2 separate regions of the Homo sapiens genome follow, and region 1 is linked to region 2. A link is a loop called in an ENCODE intact Hi-C map of the cell type or tissue named here. Cell type or tissue: IMR-90. All regions are shown on one strand. Links, peaks and the distances in the headings refer to the core of each region. The heading gives the core; the rest is flanking DNA.

What was found. Peaks named below come from ENCODE experiments on the same cell type or tissue, not always from the same donor. Only the 100,000 strongest peaks of a DNase experiment are listed, where the experiment ranks them.
Region 1: it touches region 2 in a loop (6-fold over the local background); 5 of 110 quality-filtered maps call a loop at or near these places.

Annotation. Positions count from the first base shown.
Region 1 is chr4:140,606,308-140,614,570 of GRCh38, forward strand. No RefSeq gene overlaps it. Among named protein-coding and RNA genes, the nearest start is that of UCP1, 41 kb to the left of the region's middle. In IMR-90, for the core only: a CTCF peak has its summit at 3,900 (motif pointing left); no DNase peak of the experiment used is centred there.
Region 2 is chr4:140,008,900-140,017,162 of GRCh38, forward strand. The region is part of intron 1 of MAML3 (mastermind like transcriptional coactivator 3); the gene reads right to left. LOC124900783 (a long non-coding RNA gene) reads left to right here and starts at 2,736. Exons shown (of 3, transcript XR_007058278.1): 1 at 2,736-8,263. In IMR-90, for the core only: a CTCF peak has its summit at 3,920 (motif pointing right); a DNase peak (open chromatin) is centred at 4,002.

The sequences.
Region 1 (8,263 bases), core at 1,071-6,070, 600 kb after region 2:
TTACCAACAAAACACACAAGCCAGGACTTGGCTTACACAAGAAACTTGTCAGACATGCCTGTCTTCGGCATTAGGCTTGCGATTGGGCTGCTTGTCATGAGGTGAATAGTAACGTCATTCAGGGTGTCAGCCCAAGGCTAGAGTCATTGATTAGATATCTGGTTGTGCACAGCATTGGTACAGGACCCAGGCATATAACTCAGTGTCTTCTCCACCTCTTCTTGATCCTGCTTATTGTAAATGAAAAATAAAATTCCAGGTCCCCCAACCATCTGAATGGATCCCTTATCTCAACCAAGGGCATTCCAAAGTTAACCTGAAAAACGAGTTCAGGCCTTGATGGGAAGGTGGTGTTGGACATGCCTGATTATACCTCCTCCCTTTCAGAATTACTGATGGAACAGATTAATTAAGTCTGATAAGAAACATTTACATTCTTTTCTCCCTGAAGCCTTGCTACCTGGAGTCTTCACCTGAATGATAAAAGCCTGGTCTCCACAATCCCTTACCTCAACCTGGACGTTCATTTTTATTGGTTCCAAGTCTTTAGATAATAACCAAATGCCAATCGCAAAATCTTTGAACCCACCCATGACCCGAAAGCACCCTCCTACCCACCACTTCCAGTTGTTCCACCTTTCCAGACTGAACCAATACACATCTTAACATGTATTGACTGATAGCTTATATCTTCCTAAATTACATAAAACCAACCTGTAGCCTGACCCCCTTGGGCGCATGTTCTCAGGACTCCTGAGGGCTGTGTCATGGGTATTGCTCACTCATATTTGGCTCAGAATAAACCTCTTCAAATATTTTACAGAGTTTGACTTTTTTTGCTGACATTTTGTATAGTGGTAGAGTCCAATGGTGAGTTTGTAAACTGATTTCATACTAATGAGTTAGTATTGTAGTCCCTTTTAAAAGAAATATTGCTAACCCAAGCTGGCCTACCCAAAGCATGTTTGGGTCGGGGAAGAGTACACATGGAGGCCCTAGGCCCACCCCCCACCATTTTTTATCTCACTGTGGATGGCGTTGTGCATGTGGATGTGACACCCCAGCTTATATATAGAGGGTCTGTAAACAATCCTCCCAACAGGGAACTCCTAGGCACCCTTCTGCCCAGGGTGCCATGCCTAGGTACATGGCTCTGCTCTCACGAGCATGAGGAGAAGACTGGGCAGGTCCTAGGAGGGACTCAGAGCTGTTTGGGCAGGGTAATGGGATTCTGGTTACCAGAGTGTGGTCTGGACAAGGTGACTGGCACAGTCCCCCTGACATCAGTCTCCTTGGTCCTTCCAGAGCAGTGCGTGGTGGGGGCAGCATAGTCAGAGTGGCTGGACAAGGCAGAGCCCACTAAAGCCTGAGGCCCAAGGCAGGACACCAACTGCCCACGTCTGAGGACAGTACTAAACCCAAATTGCTCTGCCTAGTGGCATTTCAGGCAGTATTATAAATAGATATTGAAAAATACAGGCAGAGTGAAGAACAGGTAACTCAGGGTAGTCTGCCCACAGGCTTAGCTTCACTAAGCCATTTTACTAATTTTCTTCCTTTCCTCTTCTTGGGAATCAGAGAGCTCACAGAAATCTCCAGGCTTGTTTTTTTTGACTCACAAGACTTTCAAATTGGCAGCTGCAGTTAGTGAGGAGGGAGGGAAAAAGATAGAGATGGGAGTCCATTTAGGAAGGACAGAGATGTGTGTGGGGAGGGAACATTTATTCCCAGGAGAGGGCTCCAGTGATCTGTGCTCCGCTTTGCTGACTCTTTTGCTACTCTTCCCTTTCTACCCCATCCCCAGGCTCTCAAATTACAGACTTTAAACTGGGCATAGTATGTCTTCCCATTTCCAAACTGTCCGTCTGTAGATGGGGAAGGAAAACCGTAGAAAATATCCATGGAAGTGTAGACAAGTGACTGTGTTACCTGCTGACGCCTGGTTCAGGTAGCTTGGCCCTGTTGCTCCTCTCAATACCTTGGGGTCAGTCAGAGCTAAAGGTGACAGTCAGAAATAGAATGTGTAGGCTGGGCACGGTGGCTTACGCCTGTAATCTCAGCAATTTGGGAGGCCAAGGCAGGTGGATCACTTGAGGTCAGGAGTTCAAGACCAGCCTGGCTAACATGGTGAAACCCCATCTCTGCTAAAAAATGTGGTGGGGGACACCTGTAAACTCAGATACTCGGAAACTGAGGCAGAAGAATTGCCTGAACCCGGGAGGCAGAGGTCGCAGTGAGCCAAAATCATGACACTACACTCCAGCCTGGGCAACAAGAGTGGAACTCCGTCTAAAAAAAAAAAAAAAAAAGATATGGAATGCGTAGCTGGGTGCTGTGGCTCACACCTATAATCCAAGCTACCTGGGAGACTGAGAGTTCAAGACCATCCTGAACAACATAGCACGACCCCATCTCTTAAAAAAAAGGAAAAGAAAAGAAACAGAATGTGAAAATCTCTAAGGGGGCTGGCCTCCTTTACTCTGGATGTTCTTGAAATTCAGCCTAGCTCTTTTACTTAGTGAGCTCTTTATGTCTTTCTCCCACATGTGTACAGTTCTCTCTCTCTCTCTCTCTTCCTCTTTGTCTCACCAAATCTAGGAAAGAAAATTATCCTACTTTGTGTGCTGGTGGTGTTGTCTGTGAGCTTCTTAGTGGAATACTGGAAGGCCCACCCTGCTTCCATCTTTCTGACAAGGTCCAGGCTGTATTGTTTTAAAAGTAATGCCCTTGGCTGGGTGCGGTGGCTCATGCCTGTAATCCCAGCACTCTGGGAGGCCGAGGCGGGCGGATCACGAGGTCAGGAGACCAAGACCATCATGGCTAACACGGTGAAACCCAGTCTCTACTAAAAATAATAATAATAAAAACAATTAGCCAGGCATGGTGGCACGCACCTATAGTCTCAGCTACTCTGGAGGCTGAGGCAGGAGAACTAATTGAACCCGGGAGGTGGAGATTGCAGTGAGCTGAGATCATGTCACTGCACTCCAGCCTGGCAGCAGAGCAAGGCTCTGTCTCAAAAAAAAAAAAGAAAAGAAAAGAAGAAAAAAAAGTAACACCCTTGAATCCTTAAACAATTGTCTCATTTAATTTGGATCATTTTGACCTTTAAGTTTCTTTATTCAGATCTTTAATATTTTTAAGGGAGCTGTTAAAAGAGGAATTGAGTTTGCCTCCTTTGCAGAGAAAATTAAAAGTGTACCATGACACTGAGTGCCCTTGGAGAGGGGGAGATCTTTGGAAGTTTGAAGGGTGATCCTAGAAGGTGCTTTTGTACGTGATTGTAGAGGGGGCAGAGAAAAAAAAAATGGCCTCCACCCATTGTGTTTCTCCATGAGCTTTGTGAGTGAGGCCACTGGGGAGTCACCTGTTCCCACAGGCTGGCGCTCTGATGGAAGAGTGCCAGTTAGGCAGGCCATGGAGGAGGGCTCTGTGACCCATGAGACACTGGCACTGCAGGAATATGACGTTGGCAGTGTTTTAGGAGGGGATTTTGCCAGCTTAAGGCCATGAACCCAAGAGGAAATTAGATTTTAAGCAGAAATAAAATCCTGTGGAAATATTTAATGTTAGGTGATGTTTGCATCATGAAGGACATCATCTCTCTTCCATTGAATCTTTTCCTCTTTTTGTCCGTGGCTTCCTGTGTCTGTAATAGAATAATCCATTGTCTCTGCTGAGTGCTGTCTGGAGCAGAAGCTTTTGTCAAGCTCTTCTTGATAATATCATTTCAGTTACACTTGAATTCAAAGCTCTTCTCTCTTTTTTTTTTCCTAAGTGTCTCTAGCATTAAGGGAGGAATGGATCCTTTTAGTTTTGACCACAGAAATAAAACTTCAATCAGAACATGTTGAACGCTGGCTTCAAATTTAGTCACCAGGAATGGTCTTTAGCCCAACATTACCCCCTAGTGGGATAAAATAGAATAGATATTAATGAGGTTATGTGGGATGCATTTGAATGGGTGTAACTAGATGCTCTGGCTTGGGCCTGCTCTGTGACAGATACAAGTGGCTGTTAAGGCCCCATGGAAAAATGCATCTCCCCAGCTCTTTGGAAAGCCACTGGCCTTCAGTGAGCGTGGAGCAATTCCTTCTGCTTAATAACCCCCTCTTTCTCTTTCATTTTATTCTCTCGTTGTTGTCATAGTGAATGGCATTTAAGAACTGGAGAAACAAAGCACAGAAGTCATGTGTAAAAAGTGTAACAGATTTGATTTCATAAAACATGCACACTGTCATATAATGCAAGACACCAAAAGTTAGAAGGCAAATTCAAAAGAACCTAAAGGAGCAATAAACATTGTTTAAAGTAGCCCATAAATGTGTAAAATATTATGTATCGATTTAAAAAATTCAACTGCTTCACTGTGAAAGGAATTTGAATTAAAATGAAATATCATCTTTTATCCATCAGATTAGCAAAAATAGAAAGAGTGTTAATTTCAAATGTTGCTGAAGGTATGTAAGAAGGGAGCACTAGCTGTTGATGGGAATGTAAACAAGTGAAGGACTTTTGAAGGCAATTTGACAGGATCTGTCATGACTTTAAATGGACATATGCTTTGATCCAGCAAGTTTACCTTTTCAATCCTATCCCCAAAAGATATTCTTATATATGTCACAGATCTCTTTACAGTAATATTCCTTGCCACAATGTTTATGATAAGAAAAGCCTACATATAAGTAAAAGTCCATCAACTGAGACAGAGGGTGGGGCAGCATAGGTGTAACTAAATAAATTACGGAACATTTCCTTTTCATGGAATACTGTGCTGACATTAACATAAATGAGACAGAACTCCATATACACCTATGGAAAAAATCTCCATGACCCTCAGGTGAAACATGAAATCACGGAATAAGTTTTAGTTTGATTCAATTTTTGTGTGTATGTTTTAAAATCGTGTATGTGGCCAGATGTGGTGGCTCATGCCTGTAATCCCAGCACTTTGGGAGGCCGAGGCGGGTGGATCACAAGGTCAGGAGATCGAGACCATCCTGGCTAACACGGTGAAACCCTGTCTCTACTAAAAAATATAAAAAATTAGCCAGGCGTGGTGGCGGGCGCCTGTAGTCTCAGCTACTCGGGAGGCTGAGGTGAGAATGGCATGAACCTGGGAGGCAAAGATTGCAGTGAGCCAAGATCGCGCCACTGCACTCCAGCCTGGGCGACAGAGTGAGACTCTGTCTCAAAAAAAAAAAAAAAAAAACACCACACACACACACACACACACACACACACACACACACACACACACACACAAAACACAAAAAACGCGTATGTGTATGTAGACACATATAGAAATTTCTAGAACAAATGAAATTCAATCTATTAATAATACTTACCTCCAAGGAGAGAAGTAGGAGTACAGAAGTTAATAAAGGAAGACTTTCTTTCTGCCTCACTTCTTATTGGTCAATCTGGGAATTCATTTTGCTGTGTCTGTGTATTACTCGTATGGAAAAAAGTAAGCAAAAATAAACACTATTATGTGATATTCATACAGATGAACGATATTTCAAAGGAAACTTCTCTACTATAAGACAAAGAGAGTTTAAATTTAGCATAGCGGCAAGGCTAAGCCCAGTGACAAGTCCTTCATCAATTGTCTTTTTTTTTATTTCCAAGAAATCTCAACACATGGGTAAACATTGTGCTGGAGAAATGAATGGCTCTGTAATTTCCCAGATAGTCAGAATCTTTTTCTGGCCTCGTGGCTTCATCATTGCCTGACTCAGCATGTGTACTCAGGGCCCCTAGAGTGAGCCATGGTGAACCAGGTGGTGAGAGTTGCAGGGAGTGACGGTGTAGGCTGAGGATTCCAACTACTGTGTCTCTTCACAGCAAACACCTGGACATGGGCAAGCCACCCAAGAGACAGTTTTGCTCTAAAATGGTATTTTTTGCCCCTTCCCATTTGGAGCAAAGATACAATTCCAAAGAAGATTCTGAAATATTCATGTTAACCCATGTATACTATTAAAGCTATTTCATCTTACTCATTTTCAAAAAAGTTTATAATTTCATAGGTTGCTTAAGTCTTTTAGAAAATCAATATACCCAGGTTAACTCCATAGCAGCAGCTATTTACAAATTCTCTTGTTTATGAGACAAGCTGTTGAAACAACCCAGTGCCCTATCTCAAAATATTTTGCGTTTTTATCTTTTCATAGACTCTTCCAAATATCTTCTCAGTTTACATGAGCATTTAAGAAGGATCTGGCAAGTTCAAGTATTACTTCCTTATTTACTTCCTCATTATTAAGTACAGTTCTTTATTTCTCACAGTGAGAAGAGATATTGTGTTGCATTACACTGAAAATACTGCACAATTCAATACAAATTATAGAGTTATATTATCCAAATTCTGCTGCTAGGGTTTCATTTTTGTCCTTTGAAATTTCATACTGATCACTTCTTGGTTTATACCAAACTTTCTTTCACTTTTGAAACTTCAAAAGTAAATACTCTTCCCCATTTCCTACTCTTAGGTCTAAATTTGCAGCAGGAATTGAAGGAGGGATTGAAATATTGCACCTGGCTCATAGAATTTGACAGCATGACAAAGGATGCTGTAAAATATGAACCAAAAGGGGAAAATGAATATACTCTAATACCTTGGATATTTTTGGTCCTTTACCTGTTAGGATACCAACCAATGTTGAGAAATAGTATATACATAGGTAGTGACTGATCATAAACTTTCATATATGCTTGTCTATTATCCTGTAGGAAGGTGGGATGGTGAGAGGCTTAAAACAGAGGAAAACATGATTACATTAAAGTTTTCAAAAGATCACATAAGCGATAGTTTAAAAGAATAACTGAGGAGTGTGAGAGGGAGGACTAGGGGCAAAAAATAAAATGGCAACAATCCAGCAACCTTTGTTGCAATCCAAAAAGTTTGTTTCAAACACTTGCTACAAACATTCATGTACACATAGGAAAGTGTGACATGATGAATTTACAGACTTGCGCATTTCTATCTTGCTTGCCAACAATTAGAAGAGTAATTATATCACACACAGATTGACAAATAGCCAAAGGGCCATTTTAAAATGCTGCCTTTCAGTCTATCATTGATGCAGTGTTAGGTTGATTCCATGTCTTTGCTATTGTGAATAGGCTGGATGAAGAAAATATGATACATATACATCATGGAATACTATGCAGCCATACAAAGAATGAGATCATGTCTTTGCAGGGACATGGATGGAGCTTGAGCCCATCATCCTTAGCAAACTCACACAGGACCAGAAAACCAAGTACTGCATGTTCTCACTTATAAGTGGGAGCTAAATGATGAGAACACATGGACACATAGAAGGGAGCAACACACACTAGGGCCTATTGGAGGGTGGAGTTGAGGAGGAAGGAGAGGATCAGGAAAAATAACTAATGGATACCAGGCTTAATACCTGGGTGATGAAATAACCTGTACAACACACCTCCATGACACATGTTTACCTATGTAACAAACCTGCACGTGTACCACTGAACTTAAAATAAAAGTTAAAAAAAAAAAGAAAAAATGAATGACTGCCTTCCAGTTACTGAAAGCAGACCCAATTAAGGAAACTATTACAGTTGCCAAGGTCAGGGACTATAAATGCATATGTAAGCTTCCATCAGAGCACCAACCTCTGAGTTCTCCCTTTGGGTCACACTTTGAGGCAGTTGGATCATCACATATTGGGCAAAGGTGTCAAGAAGAAGCAAGAAGCTGAGAGCCTGCTCAATCCACAACAAGCCAAGAAATGTTTTGTTTTGTTTTAAGTAAAAAGCAATCAATTTCCTTTTGTTATATGAAGGTAATAGGATTGATACTTTTGCTTAAGGATAACCTATACAAATACAGTCTGGACTGAAGAGATAGATCAAATATTAATATATAAACCTAATAAAACCCTTCTGAACCTATTGCCAGATACAAAGCTGGACTGTCAGTATAATTGAGAATAGACCGAGGAGCAGAGATTGAATGGTGTTTATAAAAAATAACGGGGCTGGGTGCAGTGGCTCACGCCTGTAATCCCAGCACTTTGGGAGGCTGAGGCAGGTGGATCACAAGGTCAGAAGATCGAGACCATCCTGGCTAACATGGTGAAACCCCGTCTCTACTAAAAATACAAAAAACTAGCTGGGTGTGGTGGCGGGTGCCTGTAGTCCCAGCTACTCGGGAGGCTGAGGCAGGAGAATGGTGTGAACCCAGGAGGCAGAGTTCACAGTGAGCCGAGATCGTGCCACTGCACTCCAGCCT
Region 2 (8,263 bases), core at 1,958-6,957:
AATTAATCTGACAGAAAAGGGACCGCAAAATTGTTCATAAATTATAATTTGCATATTTGGCTTAATCTTAAAACCTTTGCATATCTAAAAGGGTCATCTTTCCCAAATTCCAATACCTTTTAAACTGTGATTTAATGTTACAGTTAATTTCCGTGACTTTGAGTTCTTAATATAATAGCATGATAGATACCCAACATATAGTATGTATCTGCACTACTGTACACATGCTCAAATCTGACAACACCTAATGCTGAGACAAAACATCAGCCTGTGCCTATTGTTACAAGTCATGTGCATTTTGGTCCCTAGAATTTTGGTTTACTAAATGGGAATTGCCAGGAAGGCAGAGAGTGGTCAAATTTACGAACCAACAAGCCCCAGGCTCCCACAGGCCTTGTGCTGCACAGGAAGTGTCTCTGTTTTTTGTTTTTTAATTTTCTATAGGACAAGCTTTCCCGCTGCCCTCCCATTCACAGATGTTCCCGATCCTGACCCACTTTCCCTAGTCTGTACTACAGTCCAGTGGAGAATGCACTCTCTCAGCCTTTGTCTGTGGGCAATCTTATTCTTAGCAAGAGATCTTTTCCTATAATTTTTTTTGTCCTCCATTAACCATGCTGACCAATGTTTAAGAATCATTACATTAGTTGGTTCTTCCATTCAACTGTAACATGCTATAATAATATTTTAAACATCACTTCACTAAATTCTCCCTAAGTCAAGGAAACTATTCTGAGCAATCCAGGCACAAGATTTAATTGCATTGATTTAATTCAACAAATACATAAAGAGTACCTGCTGTGCACCAGGAACTATTCTAGGAGTCAAAGATACAGAAGTGAATAAAGAGACAAAAATCCCTGTCCTTAAGGAGCTGACATCTGAGATGCTTGCCTAGATTCATAAGAATCTGGGAAGGTACTTAGATTCACAGGAATTTTATCAGTTCAAGCTAAACTCATTTGGGATAGAATGTATCTTCTCATAATATCATTAATTAGACATTCTAGGACTGGGCTTACCACTGGTTTAGCAAATGGCTGGATGGTATAGAAAATTAAGCAACTTTGGTTATCCAGAGAAATTGTTTTCAACTTAGACTGTGTGGAAATAGGCATTGCTTTTATTGGGTGCTTCCACATCCAAAAAATTTTGTTTTCCATTGCAAAGAGGTAATTTTACCCTTACATGTATGAGAGTACCATCAAATCTACAACATAAAGTGAAGGAACAAAGAAAAACGTCATTCTTGATTCTCTACTATGCTTCACTTAAAAAAATTAATGTGTACCACAAATATGAGGGCACTGGTTAGTTCTAGACTTTATTGAAATGGGCTCATTTCACTTGATCCTAACCTGCATATCTGGCATTCAGCAGAAGGAACAAATTTAAATCAGATGTTTTGACTGGGGTGACTGGAAATTTGTACCACTGTTAAGCACACCTATACACACACACATATTTATGTTTGTGCCGTATGGTGTTTTTTAAATGTCAGCGTTCATTGAAAGTGAATATGTAACTATATGTATATTTGTTGGTATAGTCATATTTGCTTTTTAATTCCTTCTTTTCATCGGGGTAGATCAGTTTAAACAATTTAAAAATTAGAACCAAGAAGTTTTATTTAAAGAAATACTATTTAAGTGCATTGCTAACTAGAAATAAGTCAATAAGTGTTGCCCAGTAATACGTTTTTAAGATGTCTACTTGAACTTATTTTGTTGAGTATGTTCATATACTTACAACAGTTTCATAAGGTCTGCTCATGTTAGGAAAAATCCTTTAAGATCAGTGAAAACAAAAAAAATGCCAAAATATTTTGAAACGGGGTGCATTTGATAAAAATATCAAGCTATTTCTAACTTGAATTAAGGGAAATGAATGACATAATGATCCCATTAAACAATATACATGAGGCCAGCCGCAGTGGCTCAAGCCTGTAATCCCAGCACCTTGGGAGGCCGAGGCAGGCAGATCACTTGAGGTCAGGAGTTCAAGACCAGCCTGGCCAACATGGTGAAACCCCGTCTCTATTCAAAAAGTAGCTGGGCATGGTGGCAAGTGCCTGTAATCCTGGTTAACTTGGGAGGCTGAGGCAGGAGAATTGCTTGAACCCAGGAGGCGGAGGTAGCAGTGATCCAAGATTGCACTGCTTGCACTCTAGCCTGGGCGACAGGGCTAGACTCTGTCTCGAAAAAAAAAAAAAAGTGTGTGTGTATATATATATATATACACATATGTCATATATATTTATATATATGACATATATGTCATATATATTTATACATATCTGACAAATATATATTTTGTTATATATATAAAGTGTGCATATATATATATATATATATGACAAACAGACCCAAAAAACTTTACTTTGATGACTTTACCAAACAGAGAAAAGACATTGATTGGTTTTACTCAAGGTTTTCTTGTTTTGTTTTTTTTTTTTTGAGACGGAGTCTCCCTCTGTCGCCCAGGCCGGACTGCGGACTGCAGTGGCGCAATCTCGGCTCACTGCAAGCTCCGCTTCCCGGGTTCACGCCATTCTCCTGCCTCAGCCTCCCGAGTAGCTGGGACTACAGGCGCCCGCCACCGCGCCCGGCTAATTTTTTGTATTTTTAGTAGAGACGGGGTTTCACCTTGTTAGCCAGGATGGTCTCGATCTCCTGACCTCATGATCCACCCGCCTCGGCCTCCCAAAGTGCTGGGATTACAGGCGTGAGCCACCGCGCCCGGCCGTTTTCTTGTTTTTATGGGAGGTTGAGGAGTGGTTCAGGTGAACTAATGGCCTTAATGATTTTTACTATTGCTTCAGGTTTGGCTAAATACATCTAACCTCTCTGCCTGTTTGTGCACTGCAGTTTCTGTATATGCAGAGGACAGGTGTTTTTAGTATACTAAGCACTTTTCTAAAATGCAATTAATGATTCATTCTCATATTTAATCCACTTTAAACATTCCACCACTGAAAAAAGGTGAAAAGGGAGGAAAAACTTTTTTATGGAGAATTACAATGGAAATTTCTTCCTGCCTAAATTATTAAAAGTTCCAAATTAGTAAGTCTAAGTTCATTTTTATCATACATTACAGAAGTGATCTAAATCTCAAAAAAAAAAAAAGTCTACAGATGTTTTAGGCAATTACCTATTATGTAATGCCTCTTCAATCAGCCATATTTTATTGCAAGGAAGGGGTCTTAAAATAGAAAGTTTTGAAAAACAGGGAATTCTTATAAGTTTGGCAACCCAAAAAATTTTATTTTGGAGCTATTCAATGAGAAAAAGAAGATAAAAGAATTAATGTTGTATAGAGTGAAAAACAAGTTTTGCTTGTGAAATTTAAGCTTTGGTTTGGTTTCTACGAGGTAGAAAATAACCTGTTATATTTTATGTGTCAGAGGACATAAATTATGAGTGTTATAGGCTGTAGGTGACAGACATACCTGGAAGGTCAACGAGACTCAAGATCTCTGTTGTCTCAGCATGCTCCCTCTTCCCAGCCTCCTGTATGCAATCAGTCGTCCAGTTCATCAGTTCTTTCTTCCTCTTGCCTACAGTTCTCAGTTTCCTCCCATTCACTTTACTCCTGTCCAAGGCCAGCACTTAGGACTTCACACTTGTATTTCTAAAGTGACCACCACATCAGCTTCCTGTCTTCATTGTCTCATGAACTTCACCACCAAATAAAATGTTCCTAAGTTCCATCTTGGGCATTTGTTTAACAGCCTTTCTATAGACCGCTTTGCTTAATAATTTAAAATCTGTACCTTTTTACCCAGCCAGTCAAGTTTCCCCAGGATCTGGCCCTAACCACCTCTTGAGGTCTAGGTTCTATTCCTCTCCTTCATCCTGAGTCTAATTATGCAGATATCCAATGAGACAACTGCCCTGGCACCATCCCATAGGGGGCACTGAAACACCACTAATCAATTAGAAATACAGCGCCGGTTAACTCAGGTTTCTACCCTCAAACTCCTTACTCATTGGTAAAATGTAAACAAGAGCCATTCCCATAAAAGCACACAATATACCCTGAGCAAAGAGATCAAGTGCCGGTATCCACGGAAATGACCTCTATCCGTGGTGCGTATGACTAATCATATCCAATTATGAGTGCTTTTTAAAAAATGAAAGACAAGTCCAAATAGGTTAAAATGTCATGTTGCATTCCCAGCATATAACAGACATCTTATTTTGAAAATAAAGAAAGAACTATTTGGGTATACCTATTTTATTAATAGAAAACCATTCTTTCCTTTACTCTTCCACTAGAAAATGTCAAATATTTAAGGAGTCAAATGATTAGCTCATCAGGGGCACGCACGCATCTCAGTCCGCCTTCACCCTTGCCATCTTGTCTCCCTACAGTCCATGAACACAGCCTGCATTCTTCCCCTTGCCTATGCATATGCCGTTTCTTCCTCTGGAATATCTTCCTTACTTTTCCCTCAGCCACCTGCAATCCTAACTGTTCTTTAAGATGCAAGTGATTTTCTACATTTTTCCATAACATCCTCCTCACTCTCACTAGCCATTAAGTAGTCTCTGTTACCGCAAATCCTATGTTATCTCTGACATGATACCACACTGTCTTTTGTGCCCGTTTTTCTTTTTCAAGAAAAAATATACACCTACCTCATGCCAAACTTTTTTCTAAGAGTCTTAAATGCATTTTTCCATGTATTCTTCAAAATAACCTTTGACACTATTATTTCCATTTTCTAGATGAATAAACTGAGCTTTATGGAAATTAGATTACTTGCTCAAAGTCATACAACCAAGAAAAAGCCTGATTCCAATCCAAGTGTGTCCATTTCTGGAGCATGAGCTCTGACCATAATGCCATAGGGCTTCAGTCTTACTTCCCCATCCCCAGTGTAAATTCCTTCATTACTTGAGGACAAGCACTGTGTTTTGGGTACCTAGGTGCCTCTCCACAGTCCCCAATAGAGAACCTTTCTGGACCATAACAGATACTCAGCAAAGGTATATAAATGATGGTGCTGAGATTCTTTGGACCTTCTGATAGGAATGCGGTGTGGATCCCATTACACTTTCAGCTGTTCTGAAAGCACTTGAGAATGGGATGAGGCTTCTTTCAGTGGTATGGGCAAAGCCAATCGCTGCAGGAGCAACATTACAGATGCTCCACAATGTGGAACCATCTTTCTGTGATCTCCTAAATTGGCCTTATATATTTCACAACTTTTACATCTTTTCTAGTCAACTTCTTTCTAAATTCTTCTAAAGGGCTCATCATCTAACACTATTCTGACTTCCCAACACTGTAGTAAAGCAGTAAAGCAATGCCATATGCTCATTTGTTAAGCAGCTTGACATAAATATCCAACCAACCAGAGAGTAGAGAAATTAAAATGACAAAGCACGATAAATGATCAAAAAATATAGATGTCCAAAAGCCGAATGTAGACACAATTTAAAATTAGAAGACTCATCAAAGTGGGAGGGGCTGGAAAGATTAGTTACATGTTTATTATTGCAAAAACTAGGAACAGCCTAAATGTCCAAAAGAAAGGGACTGCTTAACTAAACAATGGTGTGTCCAAACAACGGAATACCACACAGTCATCAGAAATTAGTCATTCGACAAATATTCATTGAGTGCCTCATGTACATGAGGTAAATGAAAAAGAAATGATACCTGCCTTCATGGTGCTTAGAGTCTAAATGATGATACAGAAGTATATATAATGACAAAAACAATTTTATATTGCTGGGTGACGTGGTAGGTTACAATAGAGTAAATCTGTGTGAATTAGTTTTTTTGTTGTTGCTGTTGCTCATAACTTGAAGATATATTTGTTCTGTGTTCACACCTTGCCTTGAAGATGTTTAAGTTCAGCATTAACGTCATAGGAAGTGGTAAACTTCAATCACTCCCTTCCTTAGGGACACTAGGATATTGAAAAGACTAAAATACTGAAAGACCTAATTATATGTGTATAGGAAGAATGGAAAAGCTGGCATTATTTCATAAAAGTAGACATCCAAGTGAGTTGGTCTGGCAATATTAAATTTTACAGAAGAAAGTAAAGTTGCACATTCAAATTAAAACTGAAAAGTATTTCAAAATTCAAAAATTCAAAAAATTTAAAAAGTAATTAAAAATTTAAAGTGAAAATGAGGCAAGTACAAATCAAATAAAGATTAGTTTGAATTCCAATTGAAACTAATTTTCAGATAGCTCTTTGAAATATATATTCCCTGTAAGCATACATTATTTTAAAGTATGAATTAAAAGTCTTCCACTGACCAATTACAACACAGAAGTATTGTCTACTGATGCACTTTTTAAAAGAAAAAAGTCAGAAAAAGAAAAGCAAAGTCAAGTACGCAAAGAAAAAAGAGAATGAAATTTAAAATCATGAAACATCAATAAAAAGGATGTCTATCACTCTGGGTTACCCTGTTTTGCATAAGTCCTGAAGACATAACTAACTAGCAAGAACAGAAGCTCTATAATTTCTTAAGGTAAAAAATAATAAACTATAAGATTTATAATATTCGAACTTCTTTACTCTTCAAATTCTTAATTTTTAGAAATGGAGAGAAACTTCCTCAAATTGATGAAGAGCATCTAAAAAAAGTCTATCATTAAAATAGTTATTGTTGAAAGACTGAATGCTTTCTCCCTGATACCACGAACAAAGCAAGGATGTCTGTTCTCACTCCTGTTATTCAACAAAGTGTTGGAAGTGCTAGCCAGGGCAATAAGGCAGGAAAATAAAATTAAAAGTATACAGATGGGCCAGGTGTGGTGGCTTACGCCTGTAATCCCAGCACTTTGAGAGGCCGAGGTGAGTGGATCACTCGGGGTTAGGAGTTCGAGACCAGCCTAGCCAACATGGTGAAATCCTGTCTCTACTAAAATACAAAAATTAGCCACATGTGGTGGCACACGCTTGTAATCCCAGGTACTCAGGAGGCTGAGGCATGAGAATCGCTTTAACCCAAGAGGCGGCAGTTGTAGTCAGCCCAGATTGTGCCACTGCACTCCAGCCTGGGCAACAGAGCAAGACGCCATCTCAAAAAAATACATAAAAATAAAGGTATACAGATGAAAAAGGATTGGTTCCTGTTTATGAATGACATGATTGTGTAAATGGAAAATCTCAAGAGATCTTTAAAAAAAAAGGACCTCCTAAAACTAGTGAGTCCAGCAAGATAACAGGATACAAGATTAGCATACAAAATATAATTTATATTTCTATGTCCTAGCAATAAATATGTGAGCACCAAAGTTGAGAATAGAGTACCATTTACACTTACTGAAAGATGAAATATTTAGGTATAACTCTAACAAAACAAATACAGGACTTATGTGCTGAAAACTAAAAAATTCTGATGAAAAAAACCAAAGAAGATCTAAATAAATGGAGAGGCATACTGCATTAATGGATTGGAAGACAACATAGTAAGATGTGACTTTTCCTTAACTTGATACACAAGTTTAAAACAGTTCTTACCAAAATCCCAGCAATAGATTTGTAGATGAAGACAAATATTCTAAAATGTATGTGAAAATGCAAAGAGACTGATATAATGGAAGCAATTTTGAAAAAAAGAATAAAGTAGAAGGCATCAGTGTACCTGATTTCAAGACTTACTACTGTATATAGTTATGGTAATCAAGACTGTGGGGTACTAGTGAAGAGACAAACACTAGATCAATGAAACAGAATAGAGAACCCAGAGATAGATCCACCTAATACAAATATGTTCAATTTATTTTTGACAGTTGCAAAAGCAATTTCACGGAGGAAGGACAGACTTTTCAACAAATGGCCAGAGCAACTAAACATTCATTGGCAAAACAAACATAAAACAAAACCAAACCAAAAATACCCACCTTTACCTAAACCTCACACCTTATACAGAAAGTATCTCAAAACGGATCACAAACTTAAATGTAAAATGTAAAACTATAAAGATTTTAGGAAAAAAAGTAAGAGAAAATCTTTGGGAGCTAGAGCTAGGAAAGAATTCTTAAAGTCAACACCAAAAGCATAACGAGTCAAGGAAAATTTGGTAAGTTTTGTTCTGTGAAAAATCTTTTGTTCTGTGACAGATTCTCTTAAGAGAACGAAAGAACAATCACATGTTGGGAGAAAATATTTGCAAACCATATATCTAACAAGGATTTCTATCTAGACTATATAAAGAATTCTCAAAACACAGCAGTAAGAAAACATTCCAATTAGAATATGGGCAAAAGACTTGAACAGACATTTCACTGA